Regions from separate parts of the Homo sapiens genome. Here region 1 is linked to region 2. Evidence: chromatin contacts called from ENCODE Hi-C or POLR2A ChIA-PET data. All regions are on one chromosome and are shown on one strand. The core of a region is the stretch at or near the end of the contact, and the rest is flanking DNA. Distances in the headings are between cores, read along the strand shown. Region 1 overlaps BCAT1 (branched chain amino acid transaminase 1). Region 2 overlaps PYROXD1 (pyridine nucleotide-disulphide oxidoreductase domain 1).

Region 1 (3,320 bases), core at 770-3,269, 3.4 Mb after region 2:
AACAAACATAAAGAAAATTTTACTGTTCTGCATGATCAAATTTCCCAAATCAGTTCACACTTCAGGTAGACCCTTATTTAAAAAAAGAAGAAAGAAGGAAGGAAGGAAAGAAGGAAGGAAGGAAAGAAGGAAGGAAGGAAGGAGAGAGAGAGAAAGAAAGGAAGGAAGGAAGGAAAGAGAAAGAGAAAGAAAGAAAGAAAGAAAAGAAAGAGAGAAAGAAAGAAAGAAAGAAAGAAAGAAAGAAAGAAAGAAAGAAAGAAAAGAGAAAGAAAGAAAGAGAGAGAGGGAGGGAGGGAGGAAGGAACGAAGGAAGGAAGAAAGAAAAAAGAAAGAAAGAAAGAAAAAAGAAAAGAAAAGAAAGAGAGAAGGAAAGAAAGAGAGAGGGAGGGAGGGAGGGAGAAAGGAAGGAAGAAAGAGAAGGAAGGGAGGAAGGGGGGAGGGAAGGAAGGAAAGTTATCTAATCATCTTCAGTTTACCCTTAACCAGTAAAATAATGAGATGGTTTTCCACCAACAAACAGTAAGAGTTATTGCATGGTCTTAAGAGGAATATTCTGAAGTGAAAATTTACCTTAGCAGATGAAAGGTGGTTACTAATTAGAATAATGTAGATAGGGTCTTACTCAGAAAAACTGGTCATTACCAAACCTTCTAAGAATGCTATGGAGGAGGCTATCCCCAAGAAGTGTGCGTGCCTACTCAGGCTGGTCACTGCTTCCACGCTGCCCTTGGAAAGTCTAATTTTTTTTTTTTTTTTTTTTTTTTAGGTTACCCAGGCTGGAGTGCAGTGGCACCATCTCAGCTCACTGCACCCTCTGCCTCCCAGGGTCAAGTGATTCTCCTGCCTCAGCCTCCTGAGTAGCTGGGATTACAGGTACGCGCCACCACGCCTGGCTAATTTTTGTATTTTTAGTAGAGACGGGGTTTCACCATGTTGGTCAGGCTGGTCTCGAACTCCTGAGCTCAGATGATCTGCCCACTTCGGCCTCCCAAAGTGCTGAGATTACAGATGTGAGCCACCGCACCCAGCCTAAGAGTCTATCTTTAGTGATTTTCAAACCTGGTGGAGCATCAGCAACAAGTATGGAGATGCTGCCTTTGCTCTCTGAGATTCAAATGTAATGGGCTTATCAGAGTGAGCTCAAGCACGTGTACGGTTAAAAAAGAAGACATTCAAGAAACAAAACTCCAAAGCTGAGCTACTGCTCTACTGTGAGATGACTGCAGACATCCCTAACTACTGTGAGGTCTAGTAGGACAATTGTTCACAGGCATCATGCATGATCCATCAGCTGCACAAGCTCTCCTTACAGTACCCTCTGGCACTCAGCATCTCCCTTTCCTCCCCACTTCTGACACCCAGGAGTCTGAATCTAGTGAGTCCTGACACTGAGGCCACCACCCTCTCCCTCAATACATGGTGGTTCTAGGCTCGCCCACTCCACTGGGGTTACATCAGACATGCCCAACAATCAAGCTCTATCTGGAATACCAAACTCTATCTTCATCCTTCTATCCTCAAAACTGGGCATTGTGCCTAGCCCAGAGTGTATATAATAAATGTTTTTGAGTAAAAAATAAACGAATAAGTTATCTTTGCTAGGATACAGCAGTATGGCTTTTTTGAATTTTGTTTCTGAAAATCATCTGCTGAAAATTGCTTTCTGGAAAGGAGAAAATTTGTTCTTGGCAATGTTCTTAGGGCTACTCTTTGTCATGTTTAGAAGTGTTGATGATCTCAAAATAAACATGTGTTTTGCAATAGCTAGCCAACTAGATACATAAATGTATGGATCTATTTGTGTGTGTATATATATGTACACACACACACACACTTCCAGTGCCCCCAAACCGGACCTTTCCTAAAGCTTGCTGAGCCCTGAGACTACATGAAGTTAAATGAAAACAGCAGCCCCGCATGTGCAAGTGCTGTTTTGTGAAACATGTTTAACACCCAGAACTGTAACCACTAGCCTGAGGTCAAGGAACAGAACATCTGCTTCTCTGGTTGCCAGACAGAGATGATGACATGACAACATTTGGGTGAGAAATATTCATTTTCCTCTGCAACCACAAACATACTTACAAGAGCCAGAAATCACTCCAGATTGCCCAACATGAGGAAAACAGAACCTACAAATGCAGCTTGTTTTTGACAAAGAAGTCATTTTTAGGAGATGAGGAATTTAGAAGCAATAACAGCAGGATTCATCTGTGACTTCCCAAAGTCAAACACTAATGGAAACCAGGAATGTAGGTCTGCATAAGTGCCCTAAACACCATCAGCACAATTAGCCATTTATTCTACAAATACATATTGAGTGCTGTTTACCGTTTTAAGCTCTATGAATACAGCAGTGAACAAAACTGACATATCTCCCTGCTTACTTTCTAATAGACACAGGTAAACATTTATTGTGTTGATAGTATGTTAGACTACACAGGGGGAAACAAAGAAGGAAAAGCAATGGAGAATGCTGGAATGCTGAGGAGAAATGGGAAATGGAGTTTATGATTTTGATTAAGAGCTCAAGGAAAGCCAGACTGAGAATGGGATTTGTAAGCAAAGATTTGGAGGATGTCAAAGAGCAAGCGGTACAGACATCTGAGGAAGAGTGCTCCAAGTCGAGTCCGTATACACGCCTGACGTGTCCGAGAAGACTCATGATGTGGCCTGAGCAATACCGAGATTCACTGCTGTGGTTGTTTTCCCAAAGTGACTGTGAACTCAACCACAAGGCCTGGGTCTTATTTTTCAGGGTATCTCCAGGGTCCAGGATATGATACAATGCTTTGTTCAAATGGTGAATAGCAAGCGTATGGGTTAAATTACTCATCAACAGAGTGATGATGTGTGATCTTGCCACCATGGGTGCTGTTACTGAAATCAAAACTCCCATGAGTTACAAGCTGAGTGCCACACATAGTGACTGTGCACAGCACTGTGCTTTGAACACACACTATCCACCACCCCATCCACCTTCCTGCACCAGCCATCTCAACCAACAGGAGCAGTGTGTGTGGGCGCTCATGAAAAGACGGCAGGCTATTACCGAAAGAACTCTGTTTATACCTCCTATCGGTAACGTTTGTGAAAATCAGTATTGTGCTGATTTTCAACTCGTTTGTTCATTGTATTTTCTTAAAATCATATGATATAAATCAAAGTTACTTCAGAATTGCATGTCTTTTTTTTTAGCCCAAAGGTTTTTCCTAACATTCTATTTACTTCAAATATATATTCTATTTCCTTTCTCCTTATTCTGAATTTTATTTGTTCTGTTAGATGAACATCCCCAAAGTGAAGGAGTATATTAAAAC
Region 2 (3,341 bases), core at 483-2,982:
CATTGCTATAAAGGCAGCTTGGGATAAAGCATAAAGGGGGACTTTTGTTATATTAATTGAGAGGATGTACCCTGATACAGTGGGAAAGTGAGATTCATTTTTTTCCTTTACAAATTCAATAAAATATTTACATTTTTAGAATATTATCGAAGCCTCATATTTCAGATTATTGCCCACTATTACAAAATACTACCTCATTATTTTCTTTTTAACATAGGAATTTCAGAAACAGCTTACTAAAGCTAAAAGAATAATGATCATAGGGAACGGTGGTATTGCACTTGAGTTAGTGTAAGTATATATTTTTAAATATGATAACATTTAAATTGTTTAAAAATAATTTGTTTTTAAATTAAACAATTGCTTTGTGATTCTTGTGATTTGTTGGCAGACTGGAAAATGTTTTTTATTCTGAAAATCAAAGATAAATATAATTTTCATATGTTTTCAAGGGGAAAAATCCACCATATTTTTTTAGCTCTTGTGGAATCCGTAATTGTAGAAATTTTATTATAAAATATATATGTTTTGGGAATGCTTTAGGTCTCAAGGTGATTGGCCAAATTTGGCCCATAAATGTGTTTTATAAGTATATTTTATGTTTAAAAATAATTCAAATATTTACACCTTTTGAGATTTCTAGTGATAGCCCTCACCACTTTTTATTGCTTATATGATAAATCCTGCTACACTCATTTATGTTACCTGTCTGGCCAGTGTCACCCAAAATGTTTGTGACTCCTGTTTTAGGATATGTGGTTCTTGCAGCTCTTTTTTTGGTAGCTTGGGAAATGTGAACACATTAATTAATTTTCATCTTAAGACGATATTACAAGTTCAAAAACCATTGAGAAATATCCTGCTGTGTCCTGCAGAAGATTGATTCACTTCATGATTTTATCCTCTAGCAGATGATTGACATGAAATAGTCTGGATCTTTTTCAGGCCATAAAGTTGAGTCAAACCACAAAGAGGACAAATTTGAATCAAAATAAGGACTCTGCCAAAGCCATATCTTTGCTCACTTGCATTCAATCCAACTCTCAGACTAGGTTTTTGCCCCTCTTTTAGCGGATGATCTCACCCAGTGGAAGCCTGTAAGAGTTCTTAAATTGCCTGAGTACTATGGGTAACAGTCATTATTGTTATTATGAAGTTTGTGGCATTATATGGAGAAATACAGAGAAAGGGTCAAAACCAAAATGTGGGCCAAGAGGGAAGAGGTATAGATTTATTGTAAATGGGGCTTCAAATCCTTGTGTATAGTATATACATGCCAGATTTTCTCTATCAGCTCTCACCAAAGTATCACTTACTATTATTATAATTGTTATTTACATTTAAAAATTTTATGTTCAAAAATGTTCAGAGTCTTACATTTAATCCTATTCATCATTTTCTTTAAGTTGGAGATTGAAGACTGTATAATTGGATAAAACTCATAGTTTTGTATTTAGTAAGCTCTTCTTTGGTAATTAAAAATGGACCCACATAATGTTATTCTCTGACTTGAGGTCTGCTGCGTGATTAGGTCTTTGTCTCTCGTGAAACTTGGCATACCCATACCCTTTCTACACTGTGTTTCAGTGAAACTAATACTAATGTTCTTCATTATACATTTATTTCAGTTATTATCTGTTTTCTCCTTTCTAAGTGTAAGTTAATCCTTTCCTTTTCAAACAGATACTGTTTTTCATAACTTCACAAAACCGTAATATCTCATTGTCTGCTTCTGTAGAGTCATTTTCAAAATGAAAGCAGTATTTCCCCTCTGTGTGATGATAATCGTCAAACTGTGCATCTTGCTGAGAACATAGTTCAAGTCAGGAAAAGAGGATTAGAAGGTGTCCTAGGAGGTAGAGCAAGTACTGAAGTTTCTTGTGGTTACTTGTAATAACTTTGTCTGCTAGTCAGTCATCAGTATGCTGAAGTGCACTGATAGGTGTTATAGTGTAATATTACTTTAAATTTAAAAATGGTAATATAGAGAAATTCCCAGTTTTTCAAAAAGAAAGCATTACATGATAACTGTATGCCTGTATGTAAATTGAAATACAAACTTTATTACCAAATTTGTGTGTATTCCACTTTCCGCTGGTCAGTAATGCTATATGACCAGAGTAACATAAAATAGAATGTTCACCCAATAATCTTCTATGTTTACTGACATAGAAGAGCTGGAAAAACGAAGACTTATTAGGTAAAGCAAGGAGTTCCTTATCACCATATGTTGAAAAGTATGAATATCAAGTGACCTGGATTCAGATGTACTAAACCTTTTTTCGTAATCTGTTTATTGATTAGTCTTGAAAAGTCGTGTAACCTATGTTATATCAGTCTGTGAAATAAAGATGACAATACTTTGTACCGTAAAGAAATGTGAAAAATTAATACCTTAACTTTTTACAGTATTTTATTAGTATCGCAAGTTTAGATAAAATCCTATTATAGTTAGGATGGCCATATATCTTGTTTGTCTGGGATTGTCTCCATTTCCACCAGTTGTACCAAAAATGATTATTAGTAGCAGATAGTATCCCAGGTTAGGTGATAAATTATGTGATCACCTTAATTATAATGGACTTCAGGGACTTTGTGAAAGGAATATTGTTAGGAAAACCACTTCTTAGCATCTAAACCTAGAATAAAATATCACATGCCCATTACCTTACATTAGTGGTAAATAGTAATAGAAGGTGGCTTATATATACCATTTTCATTCTTTCCTTCCTCTAAGATCCTTGATCCTTGATCTTGATCCTTAAGATTTTTAGCTTATAACTCTGATTCTTTCCATTTTCTATCCCTTTCCGTAATGTGCTTTGAAGATATAAAAAGTTGTTACCAAATAAGTGACTGATTCTCAATATTATAGCTATGTGCCATCCATCCATTACTTGATTACACTATAACCAGATTTTTTAAAAAGCACTGCTTACCCCTGGGGGCCATTCATATAATAAGTGTATTGTAGAAATTGAACATTTTCTAATGATGTACACTGTAATGAAATTTTACTTGATATTCAGTACATGTATTTGTCACTTAAAGGTTCTTTCTGTAAACTGCTTCAGATTCTTTTACTATTCAATTTTTAATTCTTAACATCTGTAAAGAACGTTAATATTCCTCTTTATAATCAATCTTTCCCAGTTAGCCTTAAAAATGTATTCCCTACTTTTGCTTCAGGAGATCATTATTTGCAAATGCAAAGATTTTTTACTTAGACTTTTGAAATCACTCTTAGTAACTTTAACATTGTTTTTAGGTATGAAATTGAAGGCTGTGAAGTGATTTGGGCCATTAAAGATAAAGCTATAGGGAATACTTTCTTCGATGCA

What was found. A loop is a pair of places that touch in the nucleus more often than their neighbours do. ChIA-PET counts read pairs that join two places held with the same protein, here RNA polymerase II (POLR2A). Pooled maps may share reads with other maps.
Region 1: a loop to region 2 is called in a pooled map, with 3 times the contacts of the local background. The contact joins two enhancer-like sites. A Hi-C loop is called at or near these places in 2 of 50 pooled maps. POLR2A ChIA-PET finds 5 or more read pairs at or near these places in 2 of 52 experiments (AG04449 and PC-9).

The regions. Positions count from the first base shown.
Region 1 is chr12:24,836,697-24,840,016 of GRCh38, forward strand. All of the region lies in intron 7 of BCAT1 (branched chain amino acid transaminase 1), which reads right to left. Among named protein-coding and RNA genes, the nearest start is that of BCAT1-AS1, 18 kb to the left of the region's middle. RefSeq lists a silencer at 2,916-3,105. Within about 2 kb of position 2,020, at least 7 of the 41 ENCODE cell types and tissues checked have a DNase peak (open chromatin) inside an H3K27ac peak, as active enhancers do.
Region 2 is chr12:21,451,864-21,455,204 of GRCh38, forward strand. It overlaps PYROXD1 (pyridine nucleotide-disulphide oxidoreductase domain 1), which reads left to right. Exons shown (of 12, transcript NM_024854.5): 5 at 218-291; 6 at 3,269-3,341. Among named protein-coding and RNA genes, the nearest start is that of PYROXD1, 16 kb to the left of the region's middle. Within about 2 kb of position 1,733, at least 3 of the 41 ENCODE cell types and tissues checked have a DNase peak (open chromatin) inside an H3K27ac peak, as active enhancers do.